Regions from separate parts of the Mus musculus genome. Here all the other regions are linked to region 3. A link is a loop called in an ENCODE intact Hi-C map of the cell type or tissue named here. Cell type or tissue: heart. All regions are shown on one strand. Region 1 holds the start of Nkrf (NF-kappaB repressing factor). Region 2 has its middle 26 kb from the start of Sowahd. Region 3 has its middle 16 kb from the start of Mdrl.

The links. Hi-C counts contacts between places; a loop is a spot of excess contacts. Peaks named below come from ENCODE experiments on the same cell type or tissue, not always from the same donor. Only the 100,000 strongest peaks of a DNase experiment are listed, where the experiment ranks them.
Region 1: it touches region 3 in a loop (4-fold over the local background); 17 of 42 quality-filtered maps call a loop at or near these places.
Region 2: a loop joins it to region 3, with 10 times the contacts of the local background. A loop is called at or near these places in 14 of 42 quality-filtered maps.

Annotation. Positions count from the first base shown.
Region 1 is chrX:36,898,731-36,906,730 of GRCm38, forward strand. It overlaps Nkrf (NF-kappaB repressing factor), which reads right to left and starts at 4,735. Exons shown (of 3, transcript NM_029891.3): 1 at 4,006-4,735. The coding sequence starts at 4,271. In heart, CTCF peaks have their summits at 415 (motif pointing left) and 4,715; DNase peaks (open chromatin) are centred at 4,181 and 4,801; H3K4me3 peaks cover 2,279 bases; H3K27ac peaks cover 1,696 bases.
Region 2 is chrX:37,019,311-37,027,310 of GRCm38, forward strand. No RefSeq gene overlaps it. Among named protein-coding and RNA genes, the nearest start is that of Sowahd, 26 kb to the right of the region's middle. In heart, a CTCF peak has its summit at 3,590 (motif pointing left); a DNase peak (open chromatin) is centred at 4,551; H3K27me3 peaks cover 598 bases.
Region 3 is chrX:36,829,021-36,837,020 of GRCm38, forward strand. It overlaps a transcript of C330007P06Rik not described here. Among named protein-coding and RNA genes, the nearest start is that of Mdrl, 16 kb to the left of the region's middle. In heart, CTCF peaks have their summits at 1,433 (motif pointing left) and 4,537 (motif pointing right); a DNase peak (open chromatin) is centred at 2,811; H3K4me3 peaks cover 646 bases; H3K27ac peaks cover 348 bases.

The DNA of each region.
Region 1 (8,000 bases), 70 kb after region 3:
TTTGTTGCCAGGACAATGAGGAAAGAGTATTTAAAAGTAGACAGGAGGGTCGGGGACATAGCTCAATAGATAGAGTACTTGTCTAGCACTCCTGAAGCCCTAGGTTCAAGCATCAGATAAAGATGGACATGGTAGTGTACCCCATGATCTCAGCACTCAGGAGACGGGAGGCAGGAAAATCAGAACTTTCAGATCATCCTCAGCTACTCTCAACTTCAAGGACAGTCTGGGCTACATGAGACCCATCTTTTTAAAAAAGTAAATTAAAAACTATCACTTTGGGCTGGAAAGATGGCATAGAGGTTAAGAGCACTGGCTGCTCTTCTAGAAGTTCTGAGTTCAATCCCCAGCAACCACATGGTGGCTCACAACCATCTGTAATGGGATCTGGCGCCCTCTTCTGGCCTTTAGGCATACATGTAGGCAGAACACTGCATACATAATAAAAAGATTTATTTATTTATTTATTTATTTATTTATTTATTTTATGAGGACACTGTGGCCATCTTCAGACACACCAGAAGAGGGCATCAGATTTCATTATAGATGGTTGTGAGCCACCATGTGGTTGCTGGGAATTGAACTCAGACCTCTGGAAGAAGTCTACTGAGCCATTTCGCCAGCCCAATAAATAAATCTTTTTTTAAAAGATTGATTGATTGATTGATTGATTGATTATATATAAGTACACTGTAGCTGTCTTCAGACACGACAGAAGAGGGAGTCAGATCTCGTTATGGATGGTTGTGAGCCACCATGTGGTTGCTGGGATTTGAATTCAGGACCTTCGGAAGAGCAGTCGGGTGCTCTTACCCACTGAGCCATCTCACCAGCCCCCCAATAAATAAATCTTAAAAACAAAACTATCACTTTATTCTACTGGTCCTCAAATTAGCGATATCAGTATCTGGTAACCTAAGAGAAATAAAAGTTTTGAGGCCCTTCTCACATCTTCTGATTTGGAAGACTTAGAGCAGAGGCCCAGGAAACTGGTGCTTAGTAAACCTAACAGGTGATTACTATTGTTGTTAATTTTTAGACAGGGTATCCTTATATAGTTCAGGCAAGCTCTAAACTCACCACCCACTTGCTACAGTTTCAAGTCCTGAGTGCTAGGATGGAAGTCTTGGGCCACCATATGCAGTATCCAAAACAGGTGATTTGATGCATGTGTATGTGTAAACCCCACAATTATAGAGTCAAGAAGATATTCAAGGCTGGGGAGGTAGTTCAGTGCTTGCTACAGAAAAGTACCTAAGTTTAGTTTTAATCCCCAACACACATGTAAGACCAGAGCATGGTGACACACTACACAGTCTGCAACCCAAGTGCTGGTAGAGACGATGCAGGCAGATCTCAGAGGCTCAGAGGCCAGACAGTCTAACCTAACTGGTAAGCTTTAGATTAGAGTCTGTGAAGTTGTCTCAAACAATAGGTAGAGAGTGATAGAGATGCAGACCTCTGGCCTGGCCTTATAGTCAAGGAACTCACCCACATAAACATATTATTAAATATACAGAGAGAGAGACAGAGACACAAAGAGAGACATGCATGCATGAACACACATATGCGAGTGTGTGTGTGCGTGTGCGCACGAACAAACTCAAATTTGTTCCATGGAAATGGTTAGTATCACCAAAAGGAACAAAACATACTCTGAATCTCAATTTCAGATTTTCTCTTATCTCAGTTTCTACTCAAATGGAATCTCCTGAACAACAAGTTAATAATTTGAGTTTACAAAGGGCTGTATAACCATGTTTCTGCAATTTAGAAGAACAGTCTGTAACACAAAACAAGAACGCTGCCAACTTTGAGAATGTAGATTTTATGTACCCAAAGAGTGAGCTAACCAAGGATATCTAATGTGAGAACCACATGGAGTTGCAAACTGCCAAAGCTCTCTTGGGATCGTCCCATTCTCCTACGTCTAATGATCAAATATAATACAAAACATTGCTTTTTCAGTTCATCTATCTCATAATCTTATAGTAATTGTTGTAGTGATATAGGTAATACTGCAACACAACGACTATTCTAAACAAAGGATTTGCCAATATCCACCCATAACATCCTGGGTGCTTGAGCTTTAAGGCCAACTACTATTAGCTTGGTTTGTGTTCAGACCCTGGTTATGCATGAAGCTGCTGTTCTCAGGATGTAAGCCTGGCATTTAGAGATTTGACTTATGTCAGTTACTTGCTTTTGTTTCTGGTCCATCATTTCCACACATGGCAGCTGTATTTCAGTGGAAAGGGAATCAGACTGGAAACAATTGTGAGACCTTGCATAGTAACTTAACTTCTTGGCCTCCATTGACTTTGCTGTAAAAAGGAGATGCCTCCCTCCTAACCCCTAGGGTGGTTGTTATAAGATAAAAAGTGTTGAAAATACGCTATCTATTACAAAGGTATTTACATCTATCACTCCCCAGACATTTACTGAGCAGCTATTATGCTAAAGTAGAATAATGCGTAAGGTTTCTTCTAGGCCTTGAAGACAAAGGTATGAATATGAAAAACAGTAAAATCAACTCCCAGTTTTCCATTCCAGCGGGAAGGTAAGTTTAGTTATGAACACAAAGGACGGTTACTTTCCCCTATTAAAGATGTTTTAAGATTTCGATACTTTGTAGCTTCCTGTGGTATTAAGACCAAGGATTGTAAGATAAAGGTACCTTTTTACTGCAAGAATAACATTATTATGTAAATTAGATTTATCTGAGGACTAATTGCTGAGACTTTCCCAGTAGCAACCAGCTCCTCCAAGCAAATAGCCATTATCTCTAAAAGTAGAAATTATGTTAACTTAGAGAAGATAGAAAAATATAAAATTCTGTGATAGGGCAAAGCGAAGTTTCACACTGGCTGCCATGTTCAACAATTAAGGTAGGAGTACACAATTTCTTCTGCATTGTTTACAGTCATTCCTAGAACTGATCTGGCTGAACCAAATCTGATCATCTTCCAGAATTTCTCATTCTTCCTAATAAAAACAAACTGACTGCTAGACAGGAATATAAAGAATCTTTCCAGTCTACTGAAGTAATTAGTCTAGGATAAAGCCAAATTTGAGGTTCTGAAGGACAGCGGATCCAAACATCCTGTTTCAAAAAAAAAAAAAAAAAAACCTGCGTTGGAACCATACTGCAGTCTCCATAGAACGCAAAGTGCTTTCCAAGAGGCCTGTTCAGAAGCCACCAGGTTCTAGGAAAGGAGGAAACACAGAGAGAGAGAGACATACAGCCCTAAAACCTCACACAGAGGCCAAATGTTAATTCCTCCTATCCCATTTAAGGTGAAAAGATGGCAATCCATCTTTCCAGCAGATAGATCCATTTCTTTGTTTGAGTACATTATGCGCAAATCTACAAGCAAGTCTGACACTGCGGCTCAAAGACCCGACACATACCGCCTCCCCAGGAGAAGATGATAAGACCTGGCTGGGGGGCTGCAAGGAGAGGGGGTTGCTTTATTTCATGGAGGTAGAAGAAGAGAGTGGTCTGGAGACTAGGATTAGAACTGCGGAGTTCCTTGTCTTCCCCTCGGAAGCTCCATCAAATAGCCTCTGCAGATGTCGCATCCTTGGAAGCCCCTATGCGGGTCTGAGGTTCTGCTCTTTATCACCAATCGCAACGACTACCTCTCAATGACCCTCTTCCAGGATCTACTTTATCTCCATCTCTGGTCCTGGAGGGGCATCTCTGTGCCCTCATGGGCTGTCATGTCATCGCCTGCAACCGCGATCGCCCACCCCACCCCGCAACGACTAGTGAAGCGTCTCCATGTCCTCTAGCAAAATTTCAAATCTTAAGCCTCCAAGCCATAATCCGCATCCTGCCCCGGTTCCCATCTGGACCACCTTTACTGACTCTCTCCTTGCCTTGGTCTGTCCATAACCCAAACTCCACCATCCGTCATCTGTTCTTCACCTCCATCACTCAGCCGACCCGCATCACCCATCTCCCACCCTGTCCCTAACTCAACCTCCCAACACCATCCTCACCTGCAGCCCAGGAAAACGTGGTTTGTCCAGGCGGCGGAGAGCGCGAGGAGCTGGTCCAGGGCAGCCCCGGGATAGCTGTGCAGGTGCCGGCAGATGAAGCTCCGCCGCAGAGCCCACTGCCAGTCACTTTCGTGGCTATAGCGCCACTGCTCCAGCACTGGCTCAGGCGGGGGCGGCGGGAGGGGCGGCAGCGGCGGCGGCGGGAGGGGGGGCAGCGGCGGCGGCGACAGGAAGTCGCCCCCCAGCAACAGACGTCCTCCAGCCATCTTCTCTGCTTCAGAGTGGGGACGGCCCCCGGGGACGATGCCTACCAACTGGCCGGGGGCAAGCGAGGCGGCTGGGGTTGGGGGGGGGCAACCTGTGTGTGAGGGACGCTCAGGGCTGAGACTGGGGGGGCTGGGGGTATGTGCCTGGGGGGGGCGGGGGCTACGCTTACAGAGAAACGGGGATGGGGGGTCAATGGTCGTTGTCGCCACGCCAGCCGCACGGCTCCAACTAATGTGGGGACGTGAGGGCTTCCTTATATATGGGGCACACTAGGCAGCGGACTTGGGCCCTGCCACACAGCACCTCTGCGGACCCTGGGACCCACACACTGAGAGAGTAGCGGCAAGAATAAAAAAAAAAAATAAAAAGAAGAAGAAAAGAAGGAGGAGAAGCACCAGCACGCTGCGCTCCCCGGCTCGGGTCTCTCACCCTACCTCCCCGCGTGCCACCCTGAGGTTGTGAGGCCACAGCGCATGAGCCGCAACCGGTCTCCAACTTCAAAGTCCCGCGCGAAATCTCGCGCGATGGGCATTTTTCCCTTCCTCTGACGTCACTCTTCATTGACGCACTCTGCTGACTGGCAGAAGGGCGGAGACTCCTGGTAGGGGACTCTCGGGGCTTCAGTGGGGTTCTAGAATTTGATGATTCCGTTAAGTCCCTGGAAGGTGCCCTCAGGTGATTAGTTGGCTGTGATGCCTGGCATTATGCTCTAGCTGTGTCCTTGGAAAGGGGTTTGGGTTTCAAGGGGATGTGGCATGTTTTTTTTCTGTTAGCTCTGAGATGCCTCTTCAGAGAATAGCTTGAAAAAAAAAAACAATGCGTCTTTCAGCATCAGCTTTGGAGTTGCTTGTGAAAGTGTGGTTGAAAAGGCGACATTTGCAAAGAAAATAACAGCAACACTTCTCTAGCTGACCCTCTTACATTTTTCTGATCATGGTTACAGACAATTCTGTATTGTCTGTCGAGTCAAAACACACACACACACACACACACACACACACACACACGGCACATGGTTTTGTTTTTCAACTGCAGCCCAGGCTACCTTCCAACTCACAGTACAACTAAGAGTGATCGTGAACGTCTGTCTTACTGCCTGAACCTTCCAAGTGTTGAGATTACAAAGCGTATCATCATGTATTTTTATTTCAGTTTACTAAAGACCCAAAAGACTAGTTAATAGCCGCTGGGCAGAATAATGGACAAATCATTATACAGATGGCAACCATGGTAATGAGAATGAACCCCGCATAGATTTAACACTTACACTAGCAGTATTACCCTCAACTTTAACGAAAAAGGGAGGCTAGCTTCGAACTTAGCCTGGCCTCTTGGATACTTGGAATACAGATTCTGATCTATGCTCAACTTGCGGATTGACAAGAATAACAAATGTAGCTTCTAATTTGTGTTTATGTGTGTCTGTGGGAGTAAGGGAGGACAGATGCTAGGAAAACAGGAAGGGATGCATGAGAGGGAGAGAATTACTTCACTGGAAAAATTGCCCTACAATTAAATCTCAATAACAGTATCTATGCTTTATTAAAAATACCAAAACTCATTATTGAATGGGTCCACACCTAATTATTACGAAAAGCTGTAAATTCTTAATTATGTTTTCTTGAGAACTGCTGTTCAAATTTCCTTCTAGGTGTATATCCACTGCTGATTAATGTTGTAGCGTATATTATATTCTGGTTTTGCACATTTCTACACATGTAACTATTTCCACTCAATGGTGTCATTTTAATTTAGGTCTTGACATCTTTCACAAGTTAGCACTGCGTCTTTTAAATCTTCTAATAAAAAATTGAGAAAGAAAAACGTTAAAACAACTGACTCTTATTCCCTTGATAAAATAACCACTCTATGAAAACAGGGGGTTCCTTTTTTTGCTCTTAATGCCTGCACTGGCTTTCATGGGCATGCCATAGGCTAGTCAGATTTATGGATGTCTTTCTCTTTGCACCATCCTAGTTTCTTAGAGTCTACATCATAAGGTGATTGTGTTTTAATAATTTGATCCATTTCAGGCTTCTATGGCTATGTCCCTTTCAAAATGCAGTTGCTGAAATTTAATGGCCAATGTGATAGCATTAGGAGGTAGGGTCTTAGTGCTGAAGAGATGGGTCAGTGGTTAAGAACACTTGTTCCTCTTACAGAGGAGGAGTTGTGTTCCTAACACCTACACGGTGCTTTACAACCATTCTTCTGACCTCTGTGGGTACTAGGTATGCATGTGTTGTACATACATACATGGAGGCAAAATACTAATGCTCACAAAATAAATCTTAAAAAGAGGGGAGTCTTAAGCTAGGTGTAGGGACACAAGTATAATCTCTGCATTTGGGAGCTAGTTGCTGCTACAAACTGACTGTAAATCCAGCCTGGGCTATGTGAGACCCCATCTTAAAAAATGAAAACACACACACACACACACACACACACACACACACACACACACACCAAGAACAGAAAAGGACATAGGATCTTTAAGAGTTAATTAGGCTACTCTCTCCTGACAGATTAAGATCTTTATAAAAACATATTTCACACAGCATTTCCCCCATATGAGGATACAATATTGCTCTCTTCTGGTAGATACAGCAACAAGAAACTATCTTGGGAGCAGAGAACATTCCTCCCCAGACAACCACTTCTACTAAAGTCTTGATCTTAGACTTCCCAGCCTCTAGAACTCTTAAGAAATAAATTTCAGTTCTCGAGCTATTCAGCCTCATTTATAGCAGCCCCAAAACCTATCATCACATGTTCTATGCTACCAACCCTCATCAAAGTCAATATTGCAGTTCGAAGACATCTTTCTTTAACTCTGAGAAAAAAGGAAAACTCCTTGCTCTTCACTCAGAACAAATCTTGATCAGATCTGCATTTAAGTTTAAGGCTCCCATATTAGCATTAATTCAGAAAAGCACTAATTCTGAAACCACATTATTCCTGTGGGCCAGTTACAGTTGTTTGCAACATCCATATTTACCATTTTTCCTCTTGCTATAAACTTAAAATATGCTTTGTTTTGAGAGATGATTATATTGCACACAATTATTCTTACTCAGGGAATTATGATTATACTGGGCAGAGTTTCCTATAGATTCCTGAATAACAGATATGCGATCCATTTCCTAAGTTGGCTTATATAGAAGGTTCATACAACCTTGAACCTGTAGAACATTGTGGCCTTAGCTTGGATGTTTAAGTCAGTGTGTGTCCCACAAATTTATTACTGAATTTCTGAATAAGCTTGAGTAGACATCTATCTTTCTTATGTGTTATTTTCAAAATATAAAATTGTTATAGCATCTTAGCACCTGTGATGATTAATTTTGCTTCTCCAACTATAATCATACAAGTAGCATTATATAGACTGAGCAGATTGTGTTTGTATATTTAGGAGAGAGAGAAAGAGAGAGGGAGAGAGAGAGAAAGAGAAGGGGAGGAAGAGGGAGAGGGAGAGAGAGAAAGGGGGTTCATAGCAGAGCATGCAAGGGAAAGTAGGAAATGATGTGATTATGTTTTAGTTTCAAAAATAATAAAAAAAATTGCCTAGGGCATTAAAACGACACAACTTTGAGTGTATTTGTAGGGATGTTTCCAGAGAGCAGTAGCCGGGGGAAAGGTAGGGGTCAGGAACAAGCAAGCAAACAAATTCTTAAAATCTGACTTTTGAAATACAACATGAGAAGCAGTGAAAGTGATCTAAGAGGCCA
Region 2 (8,000 bases), 190 kb after region 3:
ATAATTAGATAGATAAATAGATAAATAAATAATTTTTTTAAAAAAAGTTTAGAAAGAATATTAAATATTTTCACCATAAATAAATGATAGACATTTGAGATGGGCTTGTTTATCCTGATTTAAACATTACACAAAGTGGGTGTGGTAGCACATACCTTGGGAGGATGAGACAGGAGAACAGTAAATTCGAGGCCTGCCTGGGCTACATGGCTAAACAGTGTCTCAAAAACCACAAAACAAGGGCTAGAGAGAGGACTTCATGCTCAGGAGCACTTGTTGCTTTGACAGAGGGCCTGGATCAATTAACAGCACAACTCACAACCATCCACAGCTCCAGGTCTTAGGGATCTGAGCACCCTCTTCTGACCCCTGAGGGTGCCAGGCACAAACATGATGCATATACATACAGGCAGGCAAAACACTCATACACAACATAAATAAATCTTTAAAAAAAACACAAAAAAAATTTGGGTTAACACTATTTATAGATGTGCTTCTCGGTCTATTTCAGTACTTAGGTTCACTAGCTATCATAGAATAGAAGTGATAACTCAAAAAAATTGCACAGCCAGGCAGTGGTAGCACACACCTTTAACTCCAGCACTTGGGATGAGAGCCTCACTACATAGTGAACTCCTGGACGGCCAGGGCTATGTAGAACCATGGTTCTCAACCTTCCTAATGCTGAGACCCTTTAATACAGTTCCTCATGTTGCAGGGACCCCCAGCCATAAGATTATTTTCATTGCTACTTCATGTTGTGGTGATCCCCTTCAATCATAAAATTATTTTCCTTGTTCCTTCACAACTGTAATTTTGCTACTGATATGACTCATAATGCAAATATGTGATATGCAGGATATCTAAAAGGTCATTCAACCCTCCAAAGGATATACAGACCCTTTGTCTCATAAAAGCAAAAAGTCATAATGAAATTATTATGTGTAATTAATATATGCTAATAAAATATGAATGGGTTAATAAAAGTGCATGGCATACCACTGATATATAGACTTGTTTGTTTGTTGACACAATGTAACTAGCTCCAGCTGTTGTGAAACTTGCTTTGTAAACCAGGTTAGCCTCAAACTCACAGAGATCTGCCTACCTCTGCCTCCCGAGTACTGGGATGAAAAATGTCCTCCACCACACGTGGTTTTGTAATTTTAATGTCTCTATGTATCAATTAAAGATAAATTTGAATTTTTAAAAATGGGAAGCTGAATCAGAAGGATTTCCATGAGTCTAAGGCCAGTCTAAGTTGCAGAATGAGATGCTGCCAGAGAGAGAAACGGGGGAGGACTGAAAAATAACTATCAAGTTTGGCGCATGGGGGGGGGCATTCATTCCCCGTTGGTTGTTGATTATAGCTAGGCTGGACTAGGTGGAGGCAGAAGTGATCCGGGAATGATGGAGGCAGTAAGTTCAGGAGACCTACACAGGAGGAAAAGGCAGTGGCTGGAACAGGCGCCATGAGCTCCAGGGCTGGGATGGTTCTCTGCATGAGAGTCCCCCAGGATATGAAGTAGGCTGGCCAGCAAAGCTTGTACTTTTCCTCACCGAGAGCTCAATTTTTGTTTTGGTTTTTTGTTTGTTTGTTTGTTTGTTTTTCTCATCTTTTGAGATGGGGTTTTTCTGTCCTGAAACTTGCTCTGTAGACCTGGCTGGCCTTGAACTCCACCTGCCTCTCTGCCTCCCAAGTGCTGGAATTTTAGCACCACCAGGTTAACTGGAGCTCAATTTAAATCCTATCTCTGCTAGATAGCATGGCGGTTAGAACTCACAGACTTGATTGTTACAGCTTGGCTTGGCTTGCTTTAGGGACAGAGGAGGATCATGTACTTCAGGCTGACGTCAAGTTCACTATTGAAGCCCAGTCTTGTGCTGAACTTCTTCCTTATCCCCCCCTTCTTCCTTCCCTCTCTTCCTTTTCTTTCTCTTTCTCCTTTTTTTTTTTTTTTTTTTTTTTGTCTGCTGGAGATAGAGCCCAGGATCTTGAGCACATGTCCTATCTCTAAGTATACCCCCATCTGTGTCTCGGCTCTCATTTAACCACATCCTTGCCCCATGGCTTTTTGTTCTGTCAAATGGGTACACTAGGAGTACCTATGGTATAGGATCATTGTAGGAAGTAAGATATGCCACACAAAGTGCTTACAGCAATAAGTGCCTGGTGTACATTAAGTGCTTGCTGGCTATTGGATGCTGTTGTTGAAAAAAAATGTGGCCTTGGGTATGGCATGAAGGAGAAATTTCTGGTTTCTTTGAAAGCTCAGTTATGTCACGTGATGTTTTCCTGGACGCTGTCCTATGAGAGGATGTTTTGTCAAAGCAGCCACTTGAGAGGGCATATGATGCTTTGCTGGAGCAGACCCTTGAGCGGGTGTGTGATGTTTAGAAAGAATATAAATATAAGCCCCGCAGACAGTGAGAGGACACTCTTGCATTGCTATGCCATGCAACCCTTGGCTGGTCTTTGATATCCGTGCAATACTTTGCTGGTCTTTGCTGGTCTTCACTTTGTAGACAAAAACACACCAAAGAACCTTTCCTGGTATTCCAGCTGATTCTTGCTGCTTCCACTGACCAGTGCAGATTCATCAGATCCTAGTGCTCTCTGCTGGATCGTGTCACCACTGCTGATTCATGTTTGGTGTTTGCTATTAGAGTGGACTGCTGATGCCCTGACAACAAAGATTGGAATTGCCCCCAAAGAACTACTTCTAAACAGGTCCATAATCCCCTTGTCCTATTAACCATCTTTCTCTGTTACCTTTGGTTAGTGGACTAAAATGGAGGTCAAAGTGTTTAAGAACCCTTATTAAAGTAGGTTTTAACAAATCTGAGCCTACAATGCCATCTACATTCTCACCTCTCATTTCACCTCTCATTTAACCTTTAGTCATTCTTTGCTTGATCATGTTTATGACTCAAGGTCTCTGGGACTTAACAAGTATTCAGTACCAGATCATTATTATCATAATAATATTTGGTTATGAATATGAGAATTTACCCATTATTTTATCTTTATTACATTTTGATTGATTGATTTATTGATTGTGTGTGTGTGGATGGGTGTGTGGGTGTGTGTGTCTGTGTGTGTCTGTGTCTATGCCATGGTGCAAAGGTAAAGAACATAGAACGGCATGCAGATGTCATTTTCTTTTTCCACCATGAGCATCATAGGAATTGAACTCACATCGTCAGGCTTGGTGGCAAGTGCCCTTAACTACTGACATCTTGACAGCCTCACCTATTATTTTAATCATTCAGATTCACTGTCAAGACAGCTATACAAAGCTATACTTGTTTACTAGGGAAGCAAGTATCCCTGTCCTAGTTTATGGATGAAAGAATTAGGGGTCAAATAGGTCATAACTGAACCAAGAACATATAGTTAATAGTTGAGCTGAGGTTTAAACTATACTCCTGTTTCCATACGTTGACCTTGGGGTGGGTGTTAGCCAATTATTTAAAGATCTGCTGGTTGATCCCCATTTGCTGCAATGGTTAAGATGCCCTCTTTACTAGCTTTCAACGCAAGGCCTCTTAGCTTTCCTGAGTAGGGAGTTTTGCTGCCCCCTTGTGGCCAAACCATGCACCTGCCTCTGGGTTCCCATTCGTTAAAGAACAAAATAACATCTTTGTTGTTATCTTCAGAAAAAGTGTTCCCTAAATTCCATTTTTTGGGGCCACATGGATATATTATGTGTGGTGTTAGGTGGTAGGGGTGACATCTGTGAGTACAAACAAAGCTGGTGATGGGAATGGATGGGCACCAGGTATGTTATTTTCTGCAGGGTCCTCCTGACCAGGTAGCATTTGACCAGGACAGAACAAAGTGAGGAAGTGAATCTCACAAAAGAGTGGAGAATATCATGGAAGGGAAAGTGCAGGTACAAAGGCCCTGAGACAGTTCCTGCTTCGGCTTCCTGAGTGTTGGGCTCATAGTCGTGTGCATGCCTAGCTGGGTCGTGGTTTTTAAAGAGGGGAAATAGGGTTATGGCTCTTGGTCAGTGATAGTGCACTTGCCTAGCACAAGGGAGAGCTTGGCTGCGATTCCCACTAGAGAGAGGAAGGGGAGAACAGCAGTGTTCTGTGGGTAGGAGGGGAGGCAGAAACCAGAAAAGAAGGGACATTCCTTTGAGTGAACTTGAACACTTCAGCGAATTAATAGTGACTGTTATCTGTTCCCGAAAAATTAAATCTGCAATTTGGAACTTAGCTGAAATGCTGCCACCCTGTACCAGCTGCTGTCCACCTAACCAAACGGATGTTCTCAGGTAGCTTCTGAAGCAAGAGAGGGGTCATCTTCATTGTCTAGTTTTCAGACAGGAAAATGGATGCTCCCACAGTTGATGAATGGCGACCCTGGACTCCAAATTCAAGGTCCCGCCCCACTGCACCACAGCCACCCATTCCAGCCATATTTTAACACCCAAGGAGAGGAGGAAATCGGGGTCTCCCCTGGGGAGCAGGGGCTGTGCTTCAGCACTAGTGGTCAAGGCAAGTCCTTGGCAGCTCCCTTCCATAGTGACTGCAGAGCTGGCCAGCTGGCAGCCAGCTATGCTCTTGGAGAAACCCCACTTGGAGCCAAGTATTCCATGAGGGATTCCACGGGACACTGGGGTGGACAAGCTGCCGGCTGATGCCCCAGAGAACAGAGGTTGTTATCCCCGCACCATTCTCTGAGCCAAACTGCTGCCATCTTCAGAAGACCAGCTATATGTGTTTGCAAAAGAACATCACAGCCGGACTTGAGGTCATGGGCCCCTCACTTGAGTGTCCAACCAGCTGTATGCATGTGGCCTTGGGGGCGGGGGAGTCTCAGGGAGGTGCTAAAGGATATAGGCTGAATTGGACTAGGAGCAGGAAGCTCTCTGTAAGCAGCCATGGGGGGAGTCATCATCCCTGCTGGGTGCAGACCTTCCAGCGAGGCTGTTTTAGGCTCACCCTCATGCTCTTGTCCATAACCCCTCACCCACGTTCTATGAGTGAGCCAAATAGACCCATTGGTTCCTAAAGAGAAATTTTGTGGAATGGAACTTTAGTTTGCCGTTGGAATCTTAGAAGGAAGGAGAAAAGAGGTAGAGCTTGCCTAGCTGTTTCTCCTACTGGGAGAAAATTCTAAAGACAGTGGTGCCGGGAGAGACAGCATCCACTGGCAAGGGCTGCCCTGAAAAGAATTAGGACTGTCTGTCCAGGTGCTGGCAGAGTAGACAAACGCAGAGGGTGGAGCATGGCCAAGCACAGCAGCTGTCTGCTTGAACCTCTGTCAGGGTGGCAGCTAAAGCTTCTGATGGAGACTAGTGGGGCTGAGTGGCAGGAATGGGTAGGAGGGCAAGCTAAGATCTAAAGAAACTACAATACTATGACCGTGAGCTGATTGGAGACATGTCATTTAAAAACACTTGGGGTGAGTAGGAAAGAATTGGGGGATGGGATTAGGAAGATAGGTTTGATCAAAACACATGTTGTGATGGTGTGTATATGCTCAGCCCTGGGAGTGGCACTATTAGAAGGTGTGGCCCTGTGGAGTAGGTGTGTCACTGTAGGCATGTGCTTTAAGATCTCATCCTAGCTGCCTGGAAGTCAGTATTCTGCTAGCAGCCCTCAGAAGAAGATGGAGAACTTTCAGCTCTGCCTGCACCATGCCTGCCTGGATGATGCCATGCTGGTGCCATGCCTTGATGATAATGGACTGAACCTCTGGCCCTATAAGCCAGCTCCAATTAAATGTTGTCCTTTATAAGACTTGCCTTGGTCATGGTGTCTGTTCACAGCAGTAAAACCCGAACTGAGACAGAAGTGGGTGTATAAAATTCTAAAACCATGAAAGAACAACTTTGGGGCTGGGGAGATGGCTCAGTGGTTAAGAACATGGGCTTGCTCTTCTAGATCTGAGATCAGTTCCCAGAACCCATAACAGATGGCTCACAACTTCCTGTAGTTCCAGATCTAGGGGGTTTTGATACCCTCTTCTGGCTTCCATGGGCATCCACACACATGTGGTGTAGTCTTACAGATGCACACATGCACATAAATAATTTTTTTAAAAATCAGATAACTATTTTAAAAAAAAATAAGGTCTTTGTGTAGGTCAAAGACAGAAATAGTGGGTGCACAATTTATTTGCAGAATTTACAGAAACACAGTGTAGAATCTTCTACCCTAAGGGTTACAGGAGCCCTTAGAAGTGACCCTCTGTGATGGTTCATATTATCAACTTGACAGAGTCTAGAATCACCTAGGAGCCAAGCCTCTCTGGGCATGTTATAATGGAGGATCTAGATTAGGTTAGCTGAGATGGGGACACACACCCTCATTTTGTTCAACAACTCTTGGCCCCTGGACTGAATAAAAAGAGAAAGGGACCGAACACCGCCAGCACTCTTCTTTCAGATTCCTGACTGTGGGCACAATGTGACCAGCTGCCACAAGCTCCTGTTGTCTTGCCTTTCCTGTCATGGAGGCCTGTACCATCAAACTGTGAGACAACTTAGCCGTTTTTTGAGCTGCTTCTGTCACATGTTTGTCATAGCAACAAAACAAATCCTTCATACGTGTTCCAACAATCTTCTGTGTACAGGAATTCCTCCCTGAAGCTTCCAAGAAAATTCTAGTCCAGCAGCTACTTGAATATCTCCAGGGAGATGAACCTACCGTTTCCATAGCAGCCACTTGCTTCAGAAAACTTATGCTATAGGTTGGACATAAAATAGCCCTGGGGACTGAAGAGATGGCTCAGCAGCTAAGTACATTTGCTGCTCTTTCAGAGGACCAGCATTTGGTTCCTAACACCCACATCAGGAGACTCAACCTCCTGTAGCTCTAACACTATCAGATCCAAGGTCTTCCTCTGGCCTTCACAGGAATACACAAGTAAAGAAAAACAAAATAAAATACGGGTTAGGGAGCTGGCTTGGTGACTGAGTGTTTGCTACTCTTGCAGAGGGCTATCATTTAATCCCTAGCTCCTATATTAGGTAGTTCCAGGGGATCTAACACCCTCTTCTGTCTTCTGTGGGAACCCCCACACACGTGTATACATACTTATACACAAAACAGAATAACTGGCCCATGGAAAGATGACCAGGGTGGATAGGTGGGGACAGAGTGGGAGGACTGTAGTGACCATGGGCCAAGTATGACCTTAAACTTCAGAATTTCCTGACTTTACCTCCAAAATTCTGGGCTCATAAGCAAGAGCCACCATGCCTGACTTTACCATGAATGTTTTGTCTCACTTTAGGCACAAATCCATGAGGCCAAGAGACCATAAACTGAATCCTCTGTGAGGCAGACAAGCATAGGGAATAGCTTAGCAGCCAAGGACTCTACTTGTTTTGGGTTATGCGCACCCTCACTTTTAATAATGTACTTGATGGTCTAGTTCCTTTACCTGTCTATATGATGCATATACACTCATCTCCAAACAATTCACCTAGCAACTACAAGTATACTTGCTCCAGCCTACATGTGCACACTCTCTGAACAACAGAACATGTTTCTCCTTCCCTAGCAACAATCAAACATAATTTCTGTTCAAATATATCCCCCAATATGTCTGGATACAAAGAGTGAAAAGTTGATATGGCCTGAACTGGTTTTCAGTGCATGTGCAATAAGGCTGAACTATGCCCTCAAGTGAACTTTTATGGGGAATCCCCTGTTTACCATCTGTGCCCATGCATAAGGGTATGTATATATTAAAATCAGATGCTTTATGGCAAGGGACAAGCTCAATAGAGAAATCTACCAACCAGAATAGAGAATCACCAAGACTGTGACTCTTACTAGCCAGCTCCTCCTGCCCATGAACCCTATAAAGGAAGCTCCAAGCAATGCTCACAACCCTTGAGCATCTTCACTCTTGATTAATGATTGGTGTATGAGGCTCCTACTCAGTGTGGTATTGCCACCCTTGGGCAGGTGGTCCTGGGGTATATAAGAAAGTAGGCTGAGCAAGCCATGGAGTGCCAGCCCAGCCAGTAAGATAA
Region 3 (8,000 bases):
AGGCAGATTATGAGGCCCATGATTTTAGGAAGTTTCTGTCCCAGTTGAAACGTCGGCTCAAGCCAGTCTCAGCCTTCTTTGCACCTCTTTCTCTCTTCTTGTGCTTAGACTTGAAACCAGGGCTATCCTAAATCCTTCTTTTAATCATTTTTGTTTCGTATTGTTTTCTCTTTTGAGACAGGGTTTGTTTCTTGGCTGTCCTAGAACTAGCTCTATAGACCAGGCTGGCCTTGGCCTTGGAGATCCACCTGCCTGTATCCTGAGTGTTGGGGTCAAAGCTGTGCACTATCACCTCCTGGCCAACTTGGTGTATTGTTAAAAAGACGTAGTTTGCCTTATTAAAGTATGTATGCATGTCTGTGTATGTACATGTTGGGCGTTGCCCTTGGAGGCTGGAAGAGGATACTACATCTTCTAGACTTGTAGTTACAAGTGGTTAGGAGTCCTTTCATATGAATGCTGAGAACTGAACCCTAGTCTCTGCAAGAGCAGCAAATATACCTACTTTGTTGTTGGTTTTAGAGACAAGAGTTTCACTCTATATCCCAGACGGTCCTCAAATTTTGTATGTAGCTCATATTGGCTTCAGACTTAGTGATCTTTCTGCTTTAGCCTCTTGGGTGCTGATATTACAGGTGTGTGCCGCCAGCCACTCCATATGTTTTATGGTGTTGGGGAGAACACTTATAAAAGCGATAATGCAGGCATTGTTGGACCCTGGCTCTGCAGTGGAATAAGGAGCGGGGCCTCCTTAATGGCAGTTTCTCCCTCCTACTTGTTTGTTCAGGTTGCTCCCAGCTGCCTATAACTGTGAGTCTAAGTTCATGGCCTGACCTTCAAAGAGAGGCTGTCATGAAAACAGCATTTGCTATGTGTCAGCTACTGGGCCTAAAGGTCACGTCCACTTGAACCTGGTAGCCTGAATAGGCAGGACAGGCACCCAAACGATTCCTAAAATGATCAAGTGAATTCATCTGCAGAACAACCCTGTATCGGAAGTCAGGAGACTGGGGCTGAGAGAAGTTAATCAACTTGCAGAGGACTCAGTTAGGAAGAGCTGGGAACCAAATCCAGATCTCCGGGATTCTAAATCAAAAGGAGGTTGTTATGTGGCTCTTCAGACCCAGCAGACAAGATCCTGTAATATTAATGGTTCTTTATTCCCAGAGAGATACTACAGTCTTCATGGAGGAGGCCCCACATGCCAGCTCCTTTATCTCCTAGCACCGCCCCCCCCCCACGCACACCAGGCAGCTCGTTATATTCCAACAACAGAAATATAAAGCAATTTGCACAGTCATCCTGGAGTAATCAAATCTGTGACCACCCACCACCTCTGGGATATAGAGGAATTTCTCGGAAGTCCTGGTAGTATTAGAAGCTCCTTTCAGGCTTTTTCTGTAGCTGCTCTGCTCCTGTAGGACCTACTGACCTCTTGTGGGCAGAGTATAAATTCGCTGTGTTGGACAGTCTTGGGCTGGAACTCAGCCAACGGCCCTTTCACGCTAGAAGCTAGCTATCCCTAGTCAGACTGACTCAGCTCTGCTGGAATGGGTTAGTCTGTCAACTTTACTTCCATCTTGGTTTCCTCACCTCTAAACCAGGGATGGATGGAGACCCCAGCCCTACTTTAAAACATAGGAAGTCTGAATAAAGCTCAGTTGTTAGAGTGGCTGCCTAGCATGCATGAAGCCCTGGGCTGGATCCACAGTATTACATAAAACCAGTGTGGGTGTTCACACCTGTAATCCTAGCACTCTGGGGATGAAGGCAGGACAGTCTGGGGTTCAAGGTCATTCTTGGCTACGCTGCGAGTTTGAAAGTATCCTGGAATATACGACATCCTATATCAGAAAAAAAAAAAAAGGAAAAACAAAAAACAAACAAAGATGGCCTAGTCGGCCATCACTGGAAAGAGAGGCCCATTGGACACACATACTTTATATGCTCCAGTACAGGGGAACACCAGGGCCAAAAAAATGGGAATGGGTGTGTAGGGAAGTGGGGGTATGGGGGACTTTTGGGATAGCATTGGAAATGTAATTGAGGAAAATACGTAATAAAAAAATATTAAAAAAACAAACAAACAAAAAACCCAAAACAACTTTAACAGCAAAATCTGCTCTCAATCAATCAACCAATTAAGCAGCCAATGGAACAGACTGGGATTGGGGGTTTGGCTCACCACAGAACACTTTCCAGCATGCATAAGGCTCTGGGTTCTACCCTCAGTACAGAAAGGTTCCAGATGGAAGGAAAGGAAGGAGGGAAGAAGGAAGGGACAGAGCACGAGATAGCGAGAGAGCAAGACAGAGACTGACAGACAGACAGACAGACACACACACAGAGAGAAAGAGAGAGAGAGAGAGTGCTGGGGTGGCAAAACTGCTGTTCTATTTGAAAAGCAGTTGCAGAAGCTGCAGTGACTTAGAAAAGTGTCCCTTCATTCCAGACCATGTTATATCCGTCTGTAGAAATGGCCCCTGAGCAGGACATGCCTGTCCCAGAGCTCTGCCCTGCTCCAGTTCTTTCCACTGTTGAGGGAAATGAAGAGATCATATGCACAAGTTACAGGCAGAGTTCAGTAGCAAAGCACTTGCCTAGCAATTCAGAAACCCTGGGTTCCATCTCCTGCATAAAAAGAAGAGGGGGGAGGAGGAGGGCCAGAGCACAGTCTCACACACAGCTGGAGACAAAAACAGATTGCCTTAGAGTATTTGGGACCATGCAAGTCTGTCACAGGCCATAGACAGGATGTTTCTGCAGCACTAAATTGTGAGACAGGAGCATCTGTCTTCCGTCTCTCATCACAGCCCTTGTTCCCTCCCTCCCCCCTTCCTTCTCATTCATACTTCAATGACTCATTTATGCAACAAGCACTTACTTGAGTGATAAAGCGCACGCCAAACCCTGTACTGGGTTCTGGCATGAAACCGCTGGCTTCAAGGAATTCAAATTGAGAGGTACCAGGGAGGGAGTGCTAAGTTCACTAGATGTCTGTGAAGAGGAGGGACAGGGCAAGGGTCTAAATTAGCTTCTGAGAGTCTGGAAAGTTGGGAAAGGCATTCAAGGCTCTGTGGAGGAAGGAAAGTCAGCAGGGTTTAGGGTATTTTCCCAAAGCGGGAGGGCAGGTTCAAAGAAGGCCCTGGAATGACTTCAAGTAGTGAATTATAGCAGAATGGCAGGTGTGGTGAAGCCAGGTAGGTAAGGTAGGTTTGAGAGGGGTGGCAACAGATAGAAACCCTACTTCATTCTGAAGGCAGCAGGAAGCTACTGGAGACATTTTGAGCAGAGAACTGCCAGGATCCAGACTGCTTGCTTTAAAGCTGTGGTTCTCAACCTGTTTAATGCTGAAACCCTTTAATACAACTCCTCATATTGTGGCGACCCCAACTATAAAATCATTTTCATTGCTACTTCATAACCATAATTTTGCTACTGTTATGAATCATAATGGAAATACATGATATGCAGGATATTTGATATGTGGCCCTGTGAAAGGGTTGGTTGACCCAGAAGGGGCTGAGACCCATAGGTTGAGGACCACCTCTCTGGATGTGGCAGTGTAGCCGATGTGGTCTAGAAATACTGGCAGGGCAGAGGATTAAGGCAGGAGGAGGCTGCTGGCTCACATGGCTTTGAAACCTAACTAGGACATTAGGCAAGAAGAAATGCAGGAATCCGAGAGCCCTTAAAGAAGCAGAGCCACCAGGACAGGGTGGTTTGGGGAAGACGGTTATAAGAGGGAGGGATCATGCCAATGAAATCTGGTCTCTGGCTTGAGTAAGCGGGTACCAGGTAAGGTAGTAGCATTCACTGAAACAAAGAAGACATTCCGGGACAAGGGATAACGGAAGCTACTGTGGCTATGTGGGGTTGAAACACCTGTGGGTCAGTGGAGTGGAGATGACAAATAGTCACTTGAACATGAAAGTGTCTCACTCGGAAGCAGCAGCAAAACCTGAGCTGAAGATATATATCCATTTTGGCATCTTTCCTATGTGTTAATATCAAGGGGAGGGTAGCTGAGGCCACACCTATGAATGCAATCAATGGAAAGAGGGCAAAGAACAGAGCCTTGATGATCACAGGCAGTTAAGGACTAGAAAGTAAAGGGGGGGGTACTCCAAGTGTACCAACACTAGGGGAGGCTGAGACAGAAAGAAGCATTTGTAAATATAAGGTCAGTCTGGACTACATACTGAGACCACATTTCTGTCAACAAACAAAAAGGATAGTTAACCAGTAAAAAGGAGGAAATGGCAGAAGTGAGAAGGGGACTTTACTGAAAATCTATTCAAATTTGTACACCTAAGACAAATTTGACCCGTGAAAGGGTTGCCAGAAAGAGAGGAGTCAAGTGGTAAAGTCCGAGGAGAGGTGGGGGGACCTGTATCCGACATGGATGAATGTTGCCCCTGGGCTGCAGAAGGAGTTCACTGAGGAGCACGTGTCTTTCTTTTATTTATTTTTATTTTACCTGTCGCAATGTTTTGCCTACAAGCATGTCTGTGGACCAGGTGTATGCAGTACCAGAGGGGGCCAGAAGAGGGCGATAGATATCCTAAAACTGAATTGCAAATCGTTTATCCTTTATGTAGGGGCTTGAAAATCCCCACCCCAGGTCCTCTGCCGGAGCAGCAAGTGGTATTAACTACCGAGTCCTCTCTCCACCCCACCCCATCCCATCCCCATACAGACTCTCGGGTAATATCAGCCACAGGGGGTTTATCGGAGAGTTCTCAGGGGATTACCATGTGGGAAAGGATGCATAGAGACAGGCCTAAAGGAGCCAGGGGACTAGGGCCCAGGCTCCAGCTTTTGCGAAGCTCCGAAACTAGAAGACTGGGCTTCAGTCAGCCCGGTGGTTGTATACAGGCTACCGCGAGGAAACCGTGCCCTTGGGAAAGTGGTCCTCCTCAGCGGAGGCAGTCCCACAGGGGCCTGAGAGCGCAAGGCAGAGCTCTTAAGAGCAGCAAGGAAGCGCATCTCAGCATCCACCACAGGGAGGAAGAGAGTATTGTTGCACTGGTGTTGGTCTGAGGCGGAGGCATTCAGACTGTTAGACTGAATTCTGCTCTGAGAAAACAGAAAACAATCTTCCTGCTGAAAGGCTCAGGGTTGAGGGGCGCTGGCGGGAGGAGAATGGAATGGCTGCTTCAGGATACTGAAGGAGAGCTGACCAGGGACTCACAATGTGTTTGCCAAGGGGTATTGGTTTTTCTGTTGACTCTAGAGAATATATCATTCTAGCTGAATCAAACGGTTCAAATTCCTAGGCTCTCTTGTCTTGGGTCTCTCAGATTTCATTAGTTTGTACCAGGAAATGTCTATACTATTTCAAGGACAATTTATGGGTCTGTGTTTCTAAAAACCCCAAATCTTTACCTAAGGGATTTCCTGAACAAGAATTAAATTAACTATCACTATAGATTTTTCCTTGAGACAGGATCTCTCGTATTCTAGACTAGTTTCAAACTTGCTTTGTGTCTGACGAATGGCCTTGACCTTCTCATCCTCCTGCCTCCACCCCAGTGCGGGGATTACAGGCATGGGCCAGCAAGCATTCTTTATTTGCTGCTAGGGATCAACCCCAAGGCCTTGTGCCTGCTGGGCAAGCATGCTAGGAAGTGCGTCTCCTCTCCCTCTCCTATGACAGTTATTCTGATTACAATAATTACTGATGGTAAAGACAGCAACCTTGCTGATGGACAACAAAACCTGTGTACAGATTAAAACATTATAAACTGATTTAAAAACCTACCCCAGGCTTGACAATGAAGATAAACACTTGTCTACGAGGGATGAATAAACATTATAGGAGTCAGGATTAAACCTAATTGGTAGGCAGATACAATGCACAGGAAATGACAAAGGAACACTAATTATAAAGCTACAAAGAAAAAAAAAGCATTACTACGTGACAAAATAGAAAGTAGCAGGTGGCTCATTACCTATCAAAGTGACAACAGCCAGGTACGCTGTCTGTACAGGATTTATATACATGGTCATTCGAGACTTCACTGAGAAAATTCCTACTTATGGAGAAGTGGTTGTAATGAGAAATTCACTAGGATTGAAGCATGGCTAAGCATCCACATGTGTGCCTCATTTTTTCTTTATTGGGTATTTACATTTACATTTCCAATGCTATTCCAAAAGTCCCCCACATATTCCCCCACCCACCCAATCCCACTTCTTGGCCCTGTCGTTCCCCTGTACTGAGACAGATAAAGTTTGCACAACTAATGGGCCTCTCTTTCCACTGATGGCCGACTAGGCCATCTTTTGATTCATATGCAGCTAGAGACACGAGCTGGGGGGGGGTACTGGTTAGTTCATATTGTTGTTCCACCTATAGGGTTGCAGACCCCTTTAGCTCCTTGGTTACTTTCTCTAGCTCCTCCATTGTGGGCCCTGTGATCCATCCAATAGCTGACTGTGAGCATCCACTTCTGTGTTTGCTAGGCCCCGGCATAGTCTCACAAGAGACAGCTATATCAGGGTCCTTTCAGCAAAATCTTACTGGTGTATGCAATGGTGTCAGCGTTTGGTGGCTGATTATGGGATGGATCCCCGCGTATGGCAGTCTCTAGATGGTCCATCCTTTCGTCTCAGCTCTAAACTGTGTCTCTGTAACTCCTTCCATGGGTGTTTTGTTCCCAATTCTAAGAAGGGGCAAAGTGTCCAGTGTGCCTCATTCTTAAAGCCTACGTGTTACCCACGGGGAGCTATGAACAAGTAGCAACAACTTTTACTTTTTTTACTGTGCGTAGGTGTTTTGCCCGCACTTAGTGTGTGCACCACATGCATACCCCACTCTAATTCAGGCAGTCTGGCCTGCAAGTGTCCATGCTCTAAGCCATCATGTTCTGTATCAGTACGCCAAGGGACTCGGCTAGTCACTACCAATGGCACAGTGAACAAGATAGATATGGTCAATAAACAATTCCATCATGGCATAATGAGTTCTAGGACAGAGGGCCAGGAGGCTGTGCCTAGGCTCCCCTAAGCACCTCTGGGCTGGCTTCAAGAGAAGAAGCCAACAATTTACAGGAATTTATTTCTTGGGCACTAGATAGATCAAAGAAGCCAAACAGGGCCTGGCATGCTGTTGCACACATGCAATCCCAATCCTAAGGATGTTGGGGCAGGGAGATTATCTGTCTGAGGTCAGTCTGAGTACACAGACACACCAGTCTGGCCTACTTGAGAATCCATGCCCCCCCACCCGTGTGTGTGTGTGTGTGTGTGTGTGCGCGTGTGTGTGTGTCTCCACTAAACAGAAGTAAAATTCCTATTGCAAGGTAGACCTAGTTAGCTCCCACTATTGAGTCCTGGAAACCAAAGATCTATGAGTCTCTCACAGGAATGCAGCAGGAGGAAACAAGGGGTCATACAGTTTATGTGAGTCTGGCTGCCAATGCAGGAGGTATCAGAAATCAGACCCACAACTCTGTCTCCTCTTCCTGGAGAGAGTGTAAGCTCTCTAGGGGCAAGATTGAGGCCTGAAGCATTCTTCCTTTTATTGTTTTTGAATGTGTTGTTTGTCATATTAGTTACACTTACTTATGGAGGACTGCTGTATTTCAATACATGTTCTCAAATATGTAATGATCAAATCAAGGTAATTAGCACTGCCATCTCTTCAATTACTATACCCCCATGCTGGGAACATCTTTAACATCTTTAAACGCTACTCTCAACCTGCATCTTTCTCTATCATACAGATAGCTCAGCATCTGTCTGGCAGAGTCCTTGAGTTCAGAGGAGGAGGGAAGCACATCGCAGTGTGCCATGGGGAGGAAGAGGGAATTATTGCACTGATGTTGGTTAACAATCAGTGAGTGTATGTTTCACTCATTGAGCATCTACTGTGTTAGCAGCTAACTCTCCTTGGTTCTACCCCTCCACACCCCCACTCATCCCTATTTTTGCTGAACTCTGAGCTGAGAGCCAGGTAATAAATCACATGAGAAAAAAATATGCTTGGGCTTATA